Regions from separate parts of the Homo sapiens genome. Here region 2 is linked to region 1. A link is an interaction called in ENCODE POLR2A ChIA-PET data of the cell type or tissue named here. Cell type or tissue: HepG2. All regions are shown on one strand. Links, peaks and the distances in the headings refer to the core of each region. The heading gives the core; the rest is flanking DNA. Region 1 overlaps DDX52 (DExD-box helicase 52). Region 2 has its middle 42 kb from the start of HNF1B.

Evidence for each region. Peaks named below come from ENCODE experiments on the same cell type or tissue, not always from the same donor. Only the 100,000 strongest peaks of a DNase experiment are listed, where the experiment ranks them.
Region 2: POLR2A ChIA-PET joins it to region 1 with 10 read pairs; 2 of 35 experiments call an interaction of 5 or more read pairs at or near these places.

Annotation. Positions count from the first base shown.
Region 1 is chr17:37,624,628-37,633,840 of GRCh38, reverse strand. It overlaps DDX52 (DExD-box helicase 52), which reads left to right. Exons shown (of 15, transcript NM_007010.5): 3 at 423-553; 4 at 1,543-1,728; 5 at 3,668-3,811; 6 at 5,169-5,280; 7 at 6,981-7,053; 8 at 7,743-7,946. Among named protein-coding and RNA genes, the nearest start is that of MIR378J, 14 kb to the right of the region's middle. In HepG2, for the core only: no CTCF peak of the experiment used is centred there; a DNase peak (open chromatin) is centred at 4,410.
Region 2 is chr17:37,782,595-37,791,807 of GRCh38, reverse strand. No RefSeq gene overlaps it. Among named protein-coding and RNA genes, the nearest start is that of HNF1B, 42 kb to the right of the region's middle. In HepG2, for the core only: no CTCF peak of the experiment used is centred there; a DNase peak (open chromatin) is centred at 4,467; H3K27me3 peaks cover 1,308 bases.

The DNA.
Region 1 (9,213 bases), core at 1,168-9,167:
GTAAGCTTCAGAACTCTGATCATACCAACACAGAACTTGCCTTTTCATTTCCATTTTTATACATCCTATTACTTTCTCTTATCTAGTTGGATCAGCTGTACTTTTTCCTTTTTTAGTGTGAAGGTATGGCTTTCTTGCTACACATACATCCAAGATTAAAACCTTTTTTCTTTTTTTTTTTTTTTGAGACAAGGTTTTTCTCTGTTACCCAGGCTGGAATGCAGTGGCATGATCACAGCTGTCTGCAGCCTCAACCTCCCAGGCTCAAATGATCCTCCCCACTCAGCCTCCTAAGTAGCTGGGACTACAGGCTTGCACCACCACCCACCCTTGACTAATTTTTAATTTTTTTTTGAAGAGACGGGTCCTCACTATGTTGCCTAGACTGTTAAAATCTTTTACTTTTTAAAAATATATTTTAGAAATTGCTTCCCAAGAAGAAGGTGCTACTATACAGTGGATGTCATCTGTAGAAGCAAAGATTGAAGACAAAAAAGTTCAGAGAGAAAGTAAACTAACTTCCGGAAAGTTGGAGAATCTCAGAAAAGAAAAGGTTAGAAAAATATTTTGGGGCCAAAAGTATATATATTTTCTGACCTAGTGACTTATTCGCTGGATTTGGGTTATTCTGTTGTTAATGTGAATATAGTTTTGTTAAGATAGAAGGTTAATTACATTCATTTAGATTTTACTTTAATGAAAACTTAAAGCAAAGTAGGCATTTGTGCTGTGGGTGAACATTTTAAAGTTTAAATTGCTGATACATATATAAAATTCTTGACCTGCTCAAGTTTCAAGATTGATAGTATGTTTAGAATTAAATTTTTAAAATTTCGTAACTGCTTTCGATAAACAAACAAAATTTGGCTCCCTTTCTTCTCTGTTGAGCTCACCGGTTTAGAAGGATTTCCTCTGACACAGATTAGAGGGTTAGAATTCTTAAGAAAGGTATTTTATGACTTGGGAATAAGAGGAGTAGGATATGGAAGAAACAACAAATATACCTTTTTTGTGTCTGCTGTACACCTGCCGTATTCCTGATGGAGAGGTGTATTCAGCTCACTTCAGGGATTACTATGGCAATGCTTCAGTAACCCAGAAACCAGAATTTGGCTGTCTCTGGTCCAGAGAATGGGGAAACAAACCAAATCAACACTACTAGACTCCACTTTTTGGCACTCAGTTTTAATAATCAGAGTTTTAGGGTAAATCATCAAAAAGCAATGATACTTGTATGTTAACCACCATATTAAAATAGTAGATGGGTTCAATGCCTGCCTTCTAAGAAGTTTATTTAAGGTTAGAAGTTATGACTATGACAATAACACATTAATATGAAGAAAGCATAGACATTTTATGAAGGTTTTCTATGAAAGGGCATGAAATGTACCTAATATCTGTGATGTTTTGATTCTTGGATTTAACCAAAAAGTTTCATATGCTGCTAAAGGTTATCCCAGAAACTGTTAATGTTGCTTTATAACATCTGAGAATGTATTTATTTGGCCATATCCATGGTGGCCTCTTTACTTCACTTTTCAGATAAACTTCTTGCGGAATAAACACAAAATTCACGTCCAAGGAACCGATCTTCCTGACCCAATTGCTACATTTCAGCAACTTGACCAGGAATATAAAATCAATTCTCGACTACTTCAGAACATTCTAGATGCAGGTTTCCAAATGCCTACGCCAATCCAAATGCAAGCCATCCCAGTTATGCTGCATGTGAGTATGAAGATCTAGAATGCCTGTAACATTCCTTCCTCTGTGTGTTTGCTCATTCTCTTCCCTCTCTTCTTGAACTCTTTCTTTCCACCTTATCTCCCCTGTTAAAATCCTTCACTTCCTTTTAAGGTTCATCAAATGCCTGTGCCTCCATAAAAGTTGTCTTGATCACTCCATCTAGATGTGATCTTCTTCCTTTTCTAGTACCCTTTCCCCCACACTGCAGTTCTTCCATGGTATTTGGTGTGTTCTTTTCCTTGCAACATTTATTTTACATTTTAAACTACTTTGTATTCGCACCAATCATATTTATCTTTTTCATTTTACTAGTGTGTAACCCCTTGGAGAATGGGGATTATGTTCTATTCATTCATACATTCATTATTTAGTTTATAATGCCCAGGAACTACTCCAGAAATACAAATGCTTTCTAAAGTTCTTGTACATAAACTGACTTATTTTTCCGAATACTTTTTATTATTAAAGTATACTTTACATACAATAAAATGCATAGATTTTTAAGTGCCCAGTTTAGTGAGTTTCAGCAATGCATGCCCTGTGTAACCACTATTCCAGTGAAGATAGAGAACATATGTATTACCCCAGACAATTTTCTTGTGCCCTTTCCATTCAGTCCTCACCCTGCCCCTGCTCAGAGGCAACTGCTATTCTGATTTCTACTGCTGTATATTCCTTTTGCCTCTTCTAGAGTTTTATATGAGTGGAATCACACATTAATCTTTTATTTCTGGTTTCTTTCACTTTGCGTAATGCTTTGAGATTCTTCTGTATTACATAGAGCAATAGTTTGTTACCAAGTAGTATTATGTTGTATGAATATACCACAATTTGTTATCCAGTCACTTGTTGATAGAGGTATGGATTAACTTAGGTTTTCGGACGTTAAGTTTTTCTGAGGTTTGTTTCTGTAGCAATAAGAGTTGGGTTTTTTCCCCATGTAACCGAGATGGCCTTCAGTTCTGGTTTCCAAAGGATATAAGATACCTTTTCATCTCTATACTAGTCCTTTTCATTTTCTTTGAGAGATGAAATGAGAATACATTCATACATTTAAATGATGCTGTTGACTTATGTTATAGTAAATTTGCTTTTAATTTTTGTTTAAGATTGTTTCTGTCATGGCTTTAGCTTAAAGCTTAAAAAATCACAGTGGGCCAGGTGCGGTGGCTCACGCCTCTAATCCCAGCACTTTGGGAGACCGAGGCGGGCAGATAACGAGGTCAGGAGTTCAAGACCAGCCTGGCCAATATGGTGAAACCCTGTCTCTACTAAAAATACAAAAACTAGCTGGGCATGGTGGCGTGTGCCTGTAATCCCAGCTACTCGGGAGGCCAAGGCAGAAGAACCACTTGAACCCGGGAGGCGGAGGTTGCAGTGAGCCGAGATCTCGCCACTGCACTCCAGCCTGGGTGACAGAGTGAGACTCTGTGTCAAAAAAAAAAAAAAAAAAAACACAGTGAGTTTTTGAAAATTGTCTCCTGTAAATTACTCTGCCCTCAGGTCATTGCCATTTTTTATTTCTTCAGCCATTTTGTTGTTCAATAAAACCTTCCCTAGTGATTGAACAATACAGATACCAGGACAAAAAGTTGGTTTTATAATTTTATTTTGACAATAGTTTAGTGGAAAAGAAAAATTGAAATAATGGATATAACTTAGGTTATGGATTATCTTTGGGTTTTAGTTACCCGTATTCTTTACACTCATTCAAAGGGAATTTAAGGGCAATGCTCAGAAACTTTGTTGGGGTGATGGTGGCATGGATGGATGATGTTAGGAAAGCAGATATGACTTGAAAGATTAGATTCATTATGTAAAATTGTATTTGTTTTTTTCTATGGCTGGTAGCGTTATTTGACCAGGCTCTGAAAAATTTATGTACTTTCTTTGTAGTATTTAATATACCCTATGTTTTTAGGGTCGGGAACTTCTGGCTTCTGCTCCAACTGGATCTGGAAAAACATTAGCTTTTAGCATTCCTATTTTAATGCAGCTGAAACAACCCGCAAATAAAGGCTTCAGAGCCCTGATTATATCACCAACACGAGAACTTGCCAGCCAGGTATGACTTGTAGCTTTTGAAGAGTATGCGATTGGTTTTTACTTCAGTGATCTTTCTTATTTGAAGGTAATAAAAAGATCTTAAAAAGCAAGGCCCACGTCTTCTGTCATGGTCAAGTATCCTCTACACAGCACAGTGCTCCGGATCTTACTCCATGTGGGCAAGTCTTTTAAGTCTTTCTGTAAGTTTCTAAAACACAGTGATTTTAATATTTACACTTCTTTGGTAAATGCTTTAAGGTCTTTGAAGTTGAAAGGCTAATTAAATATAGCCCTGCTTGGACATTTATTTTTCTCATCTAAAAAAAATGAATACTCATCTTAGTTTTGGTTTTTATTTATTTATTTGTTTGTTTTTTAGCCACAGATTCTTACTCTGTTACCCAGGCTGGCATGCAGTGGTGTGATCATGGCTTACTGCAACCTCGAACTCCTGGCCTCAAGAGATCTCCCTCTTCAGCCTCTTGAGTAACTGGGACTACAGGCACATGCCACTGCGCCTGGTTAATTTTTTTCTTTTTGTAGAAACAAGGTCTCCCTATGTTACCCAGGCTGGTCTTGAACTCCTGGGTTCAAGTGATCCTCCCACCTTGGCCTGCCAAAGTACAGGGCTTACAGGCATGAGTCATTATGCCTGACTCATCTCAGTTTGTTTTTTTTAGAAGGGAAAAGTATACAGTGATCTGTTCTACCCTCCCAATGTGCTTAATATGAAACACATATCAAGTATGAAATAGTCTTGTAATAGTACTATGTGTGTGTGTGTGTGTGTGTGTGTGTGTGTGTGTGTGTGTGTGTGTGTATTTTTTCTTGGGACAGTCATGCTCTGTGGACCAGGCTGGAGTGCAGCGGCGCCATCTCGGCTCACTGCAACCTCTGCCTCCCAGGTTCAAGTGATTCTCCTGCCTCAGCCTCCCAAGTAACTGAGATTACAGGTGCGCACCATCACACCTGGCTAATTGTTTTTGTGTTTTTAGTAGAGATGGGGTTTTACCACGTTGGCCAGGCTGGTCTGGAACTCCTGGCCTCAAGTGATCCACCCACCTTGGCCTCCCAAAGCGCTGGGATTACAGGTGTGAGCCCCCACACCCGGCCAGTAGTACTGTATTCTGAAAACAATACAAAATAGGTTAGTTTTATCTCTGGGAACTAGTTTATTCCACCTGAAGAAATTATTGAATCTTATTAGGCATTGAAGTTTCAAAATGCTGAGATTTCAGGTTAATCTACAGATTGTTATGAGTTTAATTTCAGATATTCATGGGTTGGTAATAGATTTATTTCATTAATCATGTAAAAGAGTATACATCTTGTCCAAGTATGTTAGCAGCTAATGTTTTTAATCTTTTTTTTTTTAGATTCACAGAGAGTTAATAAAAATTTCTGAGGGAACAGGATTCAGAATACACATGATCCACAAAGCAGCAGTGGCAGCCAAGAAATTTGGACCTAAATCATCTAAAAAGTTTGGTAAGGAATTCATACATGGGATGTAGATAGAGCATGTAAGGAATCTGGAAATTATAAATATCCTAATTGCTATGTAAGTGTTGTTAAAGTATAGTCATGTATGTATAAAATTTGAATTTTAGAAGAACTAAAGCGATCCCCTTCTCACTCTACTGAGAAGTTATACATAAATATATACCAGTAGTTCTCAAATAGAGACAATCTTGCCCCCCACCTTTCACCACAGGGACATTTGGCAATAATTTGGAGACATTTGTAGTTGTCACAACTGGGGAGAAGTGCTACTAGCCTGTAGTTACTAGCCTATAGCCAAGGATGTTGTTAAACATTCTGCGGTGCACAGGACAGTCCCCTGCAACGAACACTTAGTGGCCCAAAGTGGTAACAGTGCTGAGGCTAAAAAATTCTGATTTATACCATTGATTTTTAATCTGCCATGGAAATACTCTGGCAGACAGGAATGGCATGCATAGCTGGGTGCAGTGGCTCACACCTGTAATCTTCTCCATACCTATAGCTATGGAGAAGCTGAGGTGGGAGGATTGCTTGAGGCCAGGAGTTTGGGACCAGCCTTGGCAACATAGCGAGACTCCATCTCTAAAAGAAATTTTTTAAATAAAAAAAAATTAGCCAGGCATGGTGGTGCATGCCTGTAGTCCTAGCTACTTGGGAGTCTGAGGTGGGAAGATCACTTGAGCGCAGGAGTTCAAGGCTGCCATGAGCTATGATTGCACCACTGTACTCCAGCCTGAGCAACAGAGTGAGACTCCATCTTAAAAAAAACAAAAAGAACGGCTTACATCCTCACCCTTATATCAGCCAGAGAATCTGCTTTCATTTTTTTTTTTTTTCTTTTTGTTTTTTGACATTGTCCACTTGGAGATAAGCTTTCATCTGTTTTGTTTTGTTTAAATCTTGGGCCTCTGCATAAAATTCCATGTAAAAAAAATGATTTTCCTGGGGGAAAAAAAGATTTGAAAATTAAATTGTTCTTTCCTCTTAGAAATTGAGAAGAGGCTGGGTATTGTGGCTCATGCCTGTAATCCGGCATTTTGGGAGGCTGAGGCAGGGAGATTGCTTGAGCCCAGGAATTCGAGACCAGCCTGGACAGCATAGGGAGACCCTGTTTCTACAAAAATAAAAGTAAAAAAAAAATTTACCATCTCTACTAAAAATACAAAAAATTAGCTGGGCGTGGTGGCGGGCGCCTGTAGTCCCAGCTAGTGGTAGTCCCAGCTACTCGGGAGTGAGAATGGCGTGAACCCGGGAGGCAGAGCTTGCAGTGAGCCGAGGTTGTGCCACTGCACTCCAGCCTGGGCGACAGAGCTAGACTGTCTCAAAAAAATAATAGTAATAAATAAAAATTAGCCAGGTGCAGTGGCATGTGCCTGTAGTCCCAGCTACTCAGAATGCTGATGCCAGAAGATCTCTTGAGCCCAAGAGTTTGAAGTTGCATGCAGTGAGCTATGATCACACATTGTACTCCATCCAGGCTGGGTGACAGAGCAAGACCCTGTCTCAAAAAGAAAGAGAAAGCTGCTCAGATATATTAAAAGGAAAGTAGGGATATAATAGTTTTGTGTTGTTGGCTATGACTACTTCCCACTTCAGGTTATTAACTGAAGTTGAGGAGGCTTAATTCCTAGTTCAAGAGGGATAAATCCTGTTTTTGCAATTTCTACCATTTGTTTTTCCTATAGATATTCTTGTGACTACTCCAAATCGACTAATCTATTTATTAAAGCAAGATCCCCCCGGAATCGACCTAGCAAGGTATAGATGATATTTTCATGTCTTTCGTGTGTATTTTTAATTTAGTTAATTATATTTTGTCCTCTATTGCTTGTATTTTTTGTCTTTGGAGCTTGCTGTTTGCCACCTTCAGTCAGTGTTGGCACTGAGAATAATGGTTTTTTAAAAAAATTCATAGAAAAGAAATGGAACCTCGTATCTTTGAGGCTATTGGAATAGGTACATTAAGCTATGTTTATCTTCCTTTTACCTTTTTCCTGCTGTGTTAGTCCGTTTTCATGCTGCTCTAAACAGCTACCTGAGACTGGGTAATTTATAAAGAACGGAAGGTTTAATTGACCCACAAGTCAGGGCATGACTGGGGAGGCCTTAGGAAACTTACGGTCATGGCAGAAGGGGAAGCAAGACATATCTTACATGGTGGCAGATGGGGAAGAGAGAGAGAGAGTGCCCCCATGAGCCGGTCACCTCCCACCAGGTCCCTCCCTCAACACGTGAGGATTACAATTCGAGATGAGATTTGGGTGGGGATACACAGCCAAACCATGACACCTGCTTGTGTTTCTTATTTTTTTTTTTTGGTATGATAAAGTGGATCTGAGAAGCAGCATTATAGTTTGACTTCCTCATGTGTCCACTGTCCCCACAGTTTAGTGAAGTGTCTTGGATCTTTCAGTTCAGTATCCACAAGTTGTTTTGTTATTTCTTAGTGTTGAGTGGCTTGTAGTAGACGAATCAGATAAACTGTTTGAAGATGGCAAAACTGGGTTCAGAGACCAGCTGGCTTCCATTTTCCTGGCCTGCACATCCCACAAGGTCCGAAGAGCTATGTTCAGTGCAACTTTTGCATATGATGTTGAACAGTGGTGCAAACTCAACCTGGACAATGTCATCAGTGTGTCCATTGGAGCAAGGTATTTAATTGTTTCTCAACATTATCACACTGATTTTTTTTTTAAATACAAGTCTTTTTTAAAGACTGAAGGAGATAGGTTTCTTGGCCTGAGACTAGCAAGGGAGAGAGTTTTACTGATTGAAATGTGTTCTTTTAAGCCAAGATTGTTTAAGGATTTTCTATTTTAGAGTAATCTAAAAGAAGGTTTTTACATTGTCATATTAACATTCCTGTCATCATGCTTTTAGGTGTTTTTTTCCATCCACAGAGTATAACATGAGCTCTGTGGCCACCTAGAAGATTTAGTTTCTTTGATGGCTTAAATAAGTGGACCACAGAGGAAGAACCTGATGTCACTGAGCCACTTGATATATATTTCCTTTTAAAAAATATTTTGGGGAGCATTTTATGCTAAATAAATGCTCAGTGACAGAAAAAAGTTTAAAGAAATTATGATACTGCTACCTGATGGATTATTATGTAACCCCTGAAATGATGTAGGAAGACTGTAGCTATATGAAAAAGTGTTTGTAGTACCATATTAAGTGAAAAAGTAGCCAATGGAACAGTAAAGAATACCCTATTTTAAACCTAAAATTCCTGTTTATAAGAAGAAAGCAAGGTTGGGTACGGTGCCTCACACCTGTAATCACAGCACTTTGGGAGGCAGAGGCAGGTAGATCGCCTGAGGTCAGGAGTTCGAGACCAGCCTGACCAACATGGCGAAACCCCATCTCTTCCAAAAATACAAAAATGGGTGTGTGCCTGTAATCCCAGCTACTTGGGAGGCTGAGGCAGGAGTATTGCTTGAGCTTGGGAGGTGGAGGTTGCAGTGGGCCGAGATCGCCCCACTGCACTCCAGCCTGGGTGACAGAGTGAGATTCCATCTTGAAAAACAAAAAAAACAGGAAAGCAGAATGAATTCACCATAAACATAATTTCAATGGGAAATTAAACATATTTAAATATGGTTAATGTATATTTAAATATATTTAGATAAAAATAATTAAATGGGAAAAATATTTATGATACAACACAGTACATTGTAACATCTTACAGAGTATTAATAAAGTCTTAATATATCTCACCCCTAACTGTTGGTCTATAAATAAATCTTTGCTAATCATTATGAAAAATGTTTAACCATGTGTAATAACAACCTTAAAAATATTTTTATTATTTTACTCAATAATTTTACAGTTAGAAATTTTTTATAACTAATCAAATACCTGAAAATTTATGACTGAAACATAAGTTTTAATGGGTGGCATTTCAAGATATTTTTA
Region 2 (9,213 bases), core at 319-8,318, 160 kb before region 1:
TCAGCTAAGTGTTAGAGAGATGGATGCTCACAGCCCACAAATAGCATGGTTGAATCACCAAGCATCTTGTTTGTGTTAGAGAGTGAGATAAACTCTAGGAGCCTTCACCCATAAAACTGTCTGCAGTATTGAAAACATGCTTCATAAAAACTCCCTGATGACCAGGAATGTATCCTTCTAACGTGGGATTGGCTGAAAACACTTTCGAAAACAAATTACTATTGGGTTGTCCAGTTTTGCTCATATGCAGTAGGGGGCGCTGTTGATACAAATTCCATCAGTACTACATGGACTCCATTGCACTAACCACGGATGCGCCCTGTTCACAGCTTTACCCGGACATTTAGCCCTGGTTCTTAACACTGAAGAGTTAACAGGTGTGCCAGGAGAAGAACGTGGCTTAGTCAAACCGTTTGAAGGATATCATTTTCTTGGTTGGCATCCTATCAACTCTTAACTAGTTCTCTTCCTACAGAAACTTTTTCACCTTTTTCAGTTCTTCCCATATAACATTGACTTTTCTCCTAAAGAGATTATTTGTTGTTCATCCTAAGGATTAATGTTTGGTGTCCTGAGAATCACCATATTGGAGAAATGTCAAGATGTCTGAAATGAGGAAACCCAAGTCCTACCCACCAACTAGAAGAAAATTTAGACAAAGTCAAGTTGAACCCAACTCTCCCAAGAGATGAACTTACTAGGGCTGCAAAGGTACTTGTCTGGAACAGCACTCTTGGGTTTCCCCATAAGCAATATAGTCATTTAGGGAAGAAAGCTGCCCCTATAGAAGTCCCAAAGTGGGGTGCATGAGAGTTTCCAAATGCCAAATATTGTAGGGATATTCACCCACTTAGAAATTGGGCCATAGATTTGCATTTCTGGAAGCTCCGAGCTTATAGAATAAGGGATGGATACAGGGTACCCTGGACCATGAATAAAAGATGCCCTCCAATCCTTCACCCTCTCTTAAGCAACAACCTTCCAAGGCTGACTGGGCTTCACCAGATCCTGCTTTGGCCATCTTGGGATGACCAAATTACCACGTGGGTGAAGAAAGTACCGAGAATTGCGGGGGCCATGAAGATACTTTGACCTTTTCTGGAGTCTAGGACCTTCACTGTCCTCGACGGTGCTTCTATTCTAGTTCTTCTAGCAGAGGAGGGCAGTGTTCCTGTGAAGTTCCCGTGCTCCCTGTGGCTCAAAGCCTTTGAAACTGGGGATCCTGGCTGAAGGCTGACTCAGTGTCTCAGGACCCAGCAAGCCCCTCAGCCCCTCAGCTCCTTCAGCCTCCCTCCACACAATGCAGTGGATGGAGGTGCCAGAGAGAGGCTGCGAAACAAAGGTGGCTTTCACCCAGAGCCAGCTGAGAGGTGCCGACTGTGGTGGCGGGGTCTGCAGCCCTGAAGCTGGGTGCCGTCCTGTGACTCTGAGCTCAAAAATGTGTGAAATTTCTTTTTGCTGGGTATTCTACATCAAGCGGAACCTGTTCTCAGAGAAACATTCCATTTCACAGACCCTAATGGCTTTCCTCTGTGCTGATGCATTAATGAGGCTCCGGCTCGTTCTAATCAGAAGGAAGCCATGCAGATAATTGCCTGAATTTTTAATTCAGGGTTATGATAGGGGAATCAAAGTCACACTGCAGTTGCTGAGGCTGCCTCTAGTTCCAGGCCATTGACTTTTGCAATTTTCTTTGATTTCCCCCTCCCTGTCTCTTTCTCCCCACTCCCTCTTTCTCTCTCTCTCTCTCTCTCTCTCTCTCAGGCTTGGTGGAGACCGACAGTAAGTTTCAGGTTGGGGTGGAGTAGAGAAATAGGGGCAGCCCTTGGGGTCTCCCACAGTCTTTCTTCCTCCTCCTCTTTTGCAACCCTTCCCCTCCCCCATGAAAGCGTGGATCCTGCCTGCACCTGTCACCCCAGGGCTGGTTCTGGGAGAGTGCCCTGCAACTGGCCTTCCCACTCAGGGTCTCTGTGCCCATAAGCAAGGACAGGAAATTTGCCCCAGGAGAGGATCTCCCTTGGCAATTTACTTCTCATTTCATCTCAGGTTTTAGGGCAAAGGAGAGAAATGATAAAGGGAAGGGAAAAAGAGATCAGGTGGCCAGAGCAGCTCAGCATCTTCCAATTCCTTGCAAAGGCAATTTGTTCTCCATTGTTGCTGAGACCAAGGGCAGGTGGGAAGTTGGAGGAACCTAAGCCTGAGGTCCTTCCTGAATTTTTTCCCCTGACATAATCATCACTGAGTGCTAGAACTTTAAAGAACTTACAGAACCCTGACAACTACAGGTGGTAGACAGAGGTAAATGCAAACTGGCTGTATGATAGGTCACTTACCCACAAATTAAAAAAAGGACCCAGAGGCTGGTACAGAAAGAGCTCCCTGACATTGGCCAGTTTGCCCAGAATGTCCAGGACCTTGGGCTGACACAGAATTTGCTAGGGTGAGAGTCGGCAGCCTTTATGGCTCAATTCCAACCAATAGTCACTTTCCAGGAGAGTGACTATTCTTGCAAGGGAAGTTTCTTCTCCCAGTATGCTCTAGTGCTGGCTATAGCAACACTATCGGCACACATTTACACTTTAAGCCAGCATTCAGCAGAGTGATTCTTTCCCTTCCAGATTGGTCTCCGAATCACTGGGCACCACACACATGGCATCTAAGAGCAAAATGTATCTCCACATCTCTGGCTGTGTATATCGGTTCAGGATTTTTACTTTTAAGAGACAGAAGATAATTTTCACTGGGACTGACATCTCCTGGGTGCCAAGGACGTTATATACTGTCATTCCATTTAACCATTACCAGTACGTTGTGAAGAAGAGATGACTGTCTCTACTTTCGAGATCAGGAAACTTGGGTTCACCAAAAAAGAACAGAAATTTTACTGCCACCTGCACCTCACCTTCCAGGGGAAGTTTTGTTATGTGGAATCCAGAAATCCCTTTAAAGGTGCATTTTCAGGGCTTAGCAATGCTACTGATAATGCAGTCTTTCCAATTGCAGGTTACAGCTTTCAGAAATCAAAAGAGGCAGTTACCTTTATTATGCTGGTGGAATTTGACCTCCACTGGGCTTTTGTTTCCTCAATAAAACATGGCCTCATATCTGAATAGCCCCCCTCTCCCAAGAATGCCAAAGCAACCTCACAAACTCTGCAGTCATCCACACACTGACTCCTTAAGAACATCCCCAGCAGAACTATCACTTGACCCAGCAATCCCATGACTGGGTATCTACCCAGAGGAAAATAAATCGTTCTACCAAAAATACCATAATAGCAAAGACACGGAGTCACCTAGATGCCCATCCACGGTGGATTGGATGAAGCAAATGTGGTACATATACACCATAGAATACTATGCAGCAATAAAAAAGAATGAAATCACATCCTTTGCGGCAACATGGATGTAGCTGGAGGCCATTATCTCAAAGGAATTAATGCAGGAACAGAAAACCAAATACTACATGTTCTCACTTATAAGTGGGAGCTGACCACTGGGTACATACAGACACAAAGATGAGAACAGCAGACACTGGGGACTCCAAAAGGGGAGAGGGAGGGAGGAGGGCAAGGGCCGAAAAACTACCTATTGGGTACTATGCTCACTACTTGGGTGATAGGATCATTGATACCCCAAACCTCGTTGTCGTACAATATACCCAGACAACAAACCTGCACATGTACCCCTGAATCTAAAATAAAAGTTGAAATTATTAAAAAAAAAAAGCAGTCCATCTCTTCTACAACAGTGGACCTCATCATGGTGCTAGACTATTTTATGATAGCACAGAATATCTCTGGGGATTTTTGCGAATCTCTGTTGAACTTTTAAAGCAAAATCAGTTATCATTTCTTTTTTTTTTTTCATTTTTATTTTCATAAGAGACGGAGTCTTACTTTGTTATCCAGGTTGGTCTTGAACCCTGGGCTCAAGTGATTCTTTTGTCTCAGCTTCCAAAAGTGCTGGGATTACAGGCATGAGCCACTACTCCCAGCCAGGTTTCTATGTCTTTTAATTTTTTTTTTTTAAAAAGCATGTGCTTTGGGATGCCTTTAGGCAGAGTTAGGGCCTCATTTATTCAATCAATCAGCCTATATTTAATGAGCACCAACTATGCACCAGATTGTTCCAAGCACTGAGTCCTGCCCTCCGAGGGGAACATCACAGTTTAGTGGGGTAGATGAATGCAGGCTGAGGGATGTGGCAGAGGGAAACACAATCTGCTATGAACGTTGAAAGGAAATCCTGAAATCAAGCTAACAACATGTGTAAACTCCAACAAAATTGAGAGTAACAGCGAGTGCCCTTGTTCCTGAGCCCAGAACATAGATCCATTCAGGGATGAAAAACCCCATTCTAAACTTTGGTCCCCTCCCATCTCAAAAGCCAACTTTCTCTTAGCTCCCTGGAGACCCGGTCTGCTCCCCAGGTCCTGTGCATTCCAGCTTCAGCCCTGTGAACTTGGAGTTAATGATTAAACCACGTGGTAGTGCCATGGCTGGAGGCCGAGGCTTCCTTGGGGTGAGCTGGATGGCTCAGCCCTGGAAACTGCCAAGTTCCTGGCTCAGCTCCAGCCAGGGATGGGCCGGAGACAGATCCAGCCCCCACACCCACATGCAGCTCATTTTCAAAGTTGGCTGCAGTCTCAACAACCTCTAGTCACAGAATCCCCTGCTACAAACCTAAGGCACTGTGGTATAGTGGAAAATCCAATGTAAAAGGAAACGCAAGTCTTGGTGCAAATTCTGATCCTACTACTAATTCACTGGGTGACCTTGGGGTAGTCTCCTCACCTTTTCTGGGCTTCAAGTTTCTCATCCATAATGGAACAATGTCGGACCAGAACGTGCCATGTTCTCTTACAATTCTGTGCATTTGCACGTGCTGTTACATTTGCCTGGTACACCCTTCCTACCCCTTTTGTCTTCTCACTCATCCTCCAAAGTGCAGCTGAGGGGTCACCATCTTCAGAAAGCTTTCCCTGACCCTCTCCCAACAGGCTAAGCTAGATGCCCCTTCTTTTAGTCCCATAGCACTCTGTATTTCCTTTATCATAACACTTAGCCTACTGTTTTTACAGGCATATTTTGGAGATATCGTGGGTTCAGTTCCAGACCACTGCAATAAAGCAAATATGGCAACACAGTGGGTCACACAAATGTTTTGGTTTCCCAGTGCATCGAAGAGTTGTGGTCACACTATACTGTAGTCTATTAAGTGTACCATAGCATCACATCTTTTAAAAAGTACATACCTTAATTTTAAAATACTTTGTTGCTAAAAAAAAAAATGGTAGCAATCATCTGAGCCCTCAGTGAGTAGTAATCTTTTCGCAAGTAGAGGGTCTTGCTTCACTGTTGATGGATGCTGACTGATCAGGGTGGTGGTTGCTGAAGATTGAGGTTGCCGTGGCAATTAAAAAAAAATAAGACAATGAAGTTTGTGACATAGATGGACTTTTCTTTTTACAAAAGATTTCTCTGTAGCATGCAGTGCTTTTTGGTAGCATTTTGTCCACAATAGAAGTTCTTTCAAAATTGGAGTCAGTTCTCTCAAATCCTGCCACCACTTTATCAACTACGTTTATGTGATATTCTCAATCCTTTGTTGTCATTTCAACAACGTTCACGGCATCTTCACCAGGAGTGGATTCCATCTCAAAAAACTACTTTCTTTGCTCATCTGTAAGAACCAACTCCTCATCTGTCAAAGTTATATCATGAGAATCCAGGAATATGACACAAAGGTGGAATAGACATTAATTTTGTGCATTCTTTGGGACCCATGCACACGTATGTTTATTGCGGCACTATTCACAATAGCAAAGACTTGGAACCAACCCAAATGTCCAACAATGATAGACTGGATTAAGAAAATGTGGCACATATACACCATGGAATACTATGCAGCCATAAAAAATGATGAGTTCATGTCCTTTGTAGGGACATGGATGAAGCTGGAAAACATCATTCTCAGCAAACTATCTCACGGACAAAAAACCAAACACCGCATGTTCTCACTCATAGGTGGGAATTGAACAATGAGAACACTTGGACACAGGAAGGGGAACATCACACACCGGGGCCTGTCATGGGGTTGGGGGATGGGGGAGGGATAGCATTAGGAGATATACGTAATGTTAAATGACGAGTTAATTGGTGCAGCACACCAACATGGCACATGTATACATATGTAACAAACCTGCACATTGTGCACATGCACCCTAAAACTTAAAGTATAATTTAAAAAAAAAAGAAAGGAAAAAAAACCCCTCCCCTCCAAAAACTTGTGCTTTCTTTGGTAATTTTTTTTTGTTTTTTGTAACTACAAAGCTTTGCTACAATTTTATGCATTTCATTCAAGTCAGTGATGTGTGTTTGTATAATTTCCACAACATAATTGTTGATCATAAAAATGTAACATCATAATTACATTTCTAACTAGAATTAGTATGTCTAGTTTTGTATCTTTATGCTATATTTTTTATTTTATTTTATTTTAAGTTCCGTAATACATGTGCAGGATGTGCAGGTTTGTTGCATACATAAATGTGTGCCATGGTGGTTTGCTACACCTATCAAACCATCACCTAAGTATTAAGCCCTGCATGCATTAGCTATTTTTCCTGATTCTCTCCCTCCCCCACCCCCGAACAGGCCCCAGTGTGTGTTGTTCCCCTTCCTATGTCCATGTGTTCTCACTGTTCACCTCCAACTTATAAGTGGAAATATGCAGTGTTTGGTTTTTCGTTCCTGTGTTAGTTTGCTGAGGATAATGGCTTCCGGCTCCATCCATGCCACTGCAAAGGACATGATCTCATTCCTTCTTATGGCTGCATGATATTCCATGGTGTATATGTACCACATTTTCTTTATCCGGTCTACCACTGGGTTGGTTACACATCTTTGCTATTGTGAATAGTGCTGCAATGGACATATGTGTGCATGTATCTTTGTAATCGAATGATTTATATTCGTTTGGGTACATACCAAGTAATGGGATTGCTGGGTCAAACGGCATTTCTGGTTCTAGGTCTTTGAGGAATTGCCATACTGTCTTCCACAATGGTTGAACTAATTTACATTTCCACCAACAGTGTAAAAGTGTTCCTATTTCTCCACAGCCTCACCAGCATCTACTGTTTCTTGACTTTTTAATAATCGCCATTCTGGCTGGCGTGAGATGGTATCTCACTGTGGTTTTGATTTGCATTTCTCTAATGATCAGTAATGTTGACCCTTTATTTTTATGTTTGTTGGCCATATAAATGCCTTCTTTTGGGAAGTGTCTGTTCATGTCCTTTGCTCACTTGTTAATGGGGTTGTTTTTTTCTTGTAAACTTAAGTTTCTTGTAGATTCGGAATATTAGACCTTTGTCAAATGGATAGATTGCAAAAATTTTCTCCCATTCTATAGGTTGTCTGTTCACTCTGATGATAGTTTCTTTTGCTATGCAGAAGCCCTTTAGTTTAATTAGATCCCATTTGTCAATTTTTGCTTAGACTCCCACACAATAATAGTGGGAGACCTTAACACCTCACTGCCAATATTAGACAGATCATCAAGACAGAAAATTAACAAAATATTCAGGACTTGAACTCAGCTCTGATCAAGTGGACCTGACAGATATCTACAGAACTCTTCACCCAAAAGCAACAGAATATACATTCTTGGCACCACATGGCACTTACTATAAAATCGATCACATAGTTGGAAGTAAAACACTCCTCAGCAAATGCAAGAGAGCTGAAATCATAACAAACAGTCTCTCAGACCACAGCACAATCAAATTAGAACTGAAGATTAAGAAGCTCACTCAAAACCACACAACTACATGGAAATTGAACAGCCTGCTCCTGAATGATACCCGGGTAAATAATGAAATTAAGGCAGAAATCAAGAAGTTCTTTGAAACCAACGAGAACAAAGAGATAACATGCCAGAATCTCTGGGATGCAGCTAAAGCAGTGTTAACAGAGAAATTTATAGCACTAAATGCTATAACACAAAAAGGTAGAAAGATCTCAAATTGACAATCTAACATCACAGCTAAAAGAACTAGAGAGCCAAGAGCAAACAAACCCCAAAGCTGGCAGAAGACAAGAAATAACCAAGATCAGAGCAGAACTGAAGGAGATAGAGATATAAAAAAACCCTTCAAAAAATCTACAAATCTAGGAGCTGATTTTTTGAGGGGAAAAAAAAAAAACCTGCTAGCTAGACTAATAAAGAAGAAAAGAGAGAAGAATCAAATAGACACAAAAAAAAATGATAGAGGGGATATCACCACTGACCCCACAGAAATACAACCATCAGATAATATTAAGAACACCACTATGCAAATAAACTAGAAAATCTACAAGAAATGGATAAGTTCCTGGACACATACACTCTCCCAAGACTGAACCAGGAAGAAGTTGAATCCCTGAATAGACCAATAACAAGTTCTGAAATTGAGGCAATAATTAATAGACTACCAACCAAAAAAAGCCCAGGACCAGACGGATTTACAGCTGAATTCTACCAGAGGTACAAAGAGGAGCTGGTACCATTTCTTCTGAAACTATTCCAAACAATTGAAAAGGAGGGACTCCTCTCAAACTTATTTTATGAGGCCAGTGCCATTCTGATACCAAAACCTGGCAGAGATACAACAAAAAAAGAAAACTTCAGGCCAATATCCCTCATAAACATTGATGCAAAAATCCTCAATAAAATACTGGCAAGCCGAATCCAGCAGCACATCAAAAAGTTTATCCACCACGATCAAGTCAGCTTCATCCCTAGGATGCAAGGCTGGTTCAACATATGCAAATCAATAAACATAATTCATCACATAAACAGAACTAAAGACAAAAACCACATGATTATCTCAATAGATACAGAAAAGGCCTTCCATAAAATTCAACATCCCTTAGTGTTAAAAACTCTCAATAAGCTACGTATTGATGGGACATACATCAAGACAATAAGAACCATTTATGACAAACCCACAGCCAATATCATACTGAATGGGCAAAAGTTGGAAGCATTCTCCTTGAAAACCAGCACAAGACAAGGATGCCCTCTCTCACCCTCCTATTCAACATAGTATTGGGAGTTCTAGCCAGGGCAATCAGGCAAAAGAAAGAAAGAAAGCGTATTTGAATAGGAAAAGAGGAAGTCAAACTGTCTCTGTTCACAGATGACATGATCCTATATCTAGAAAACC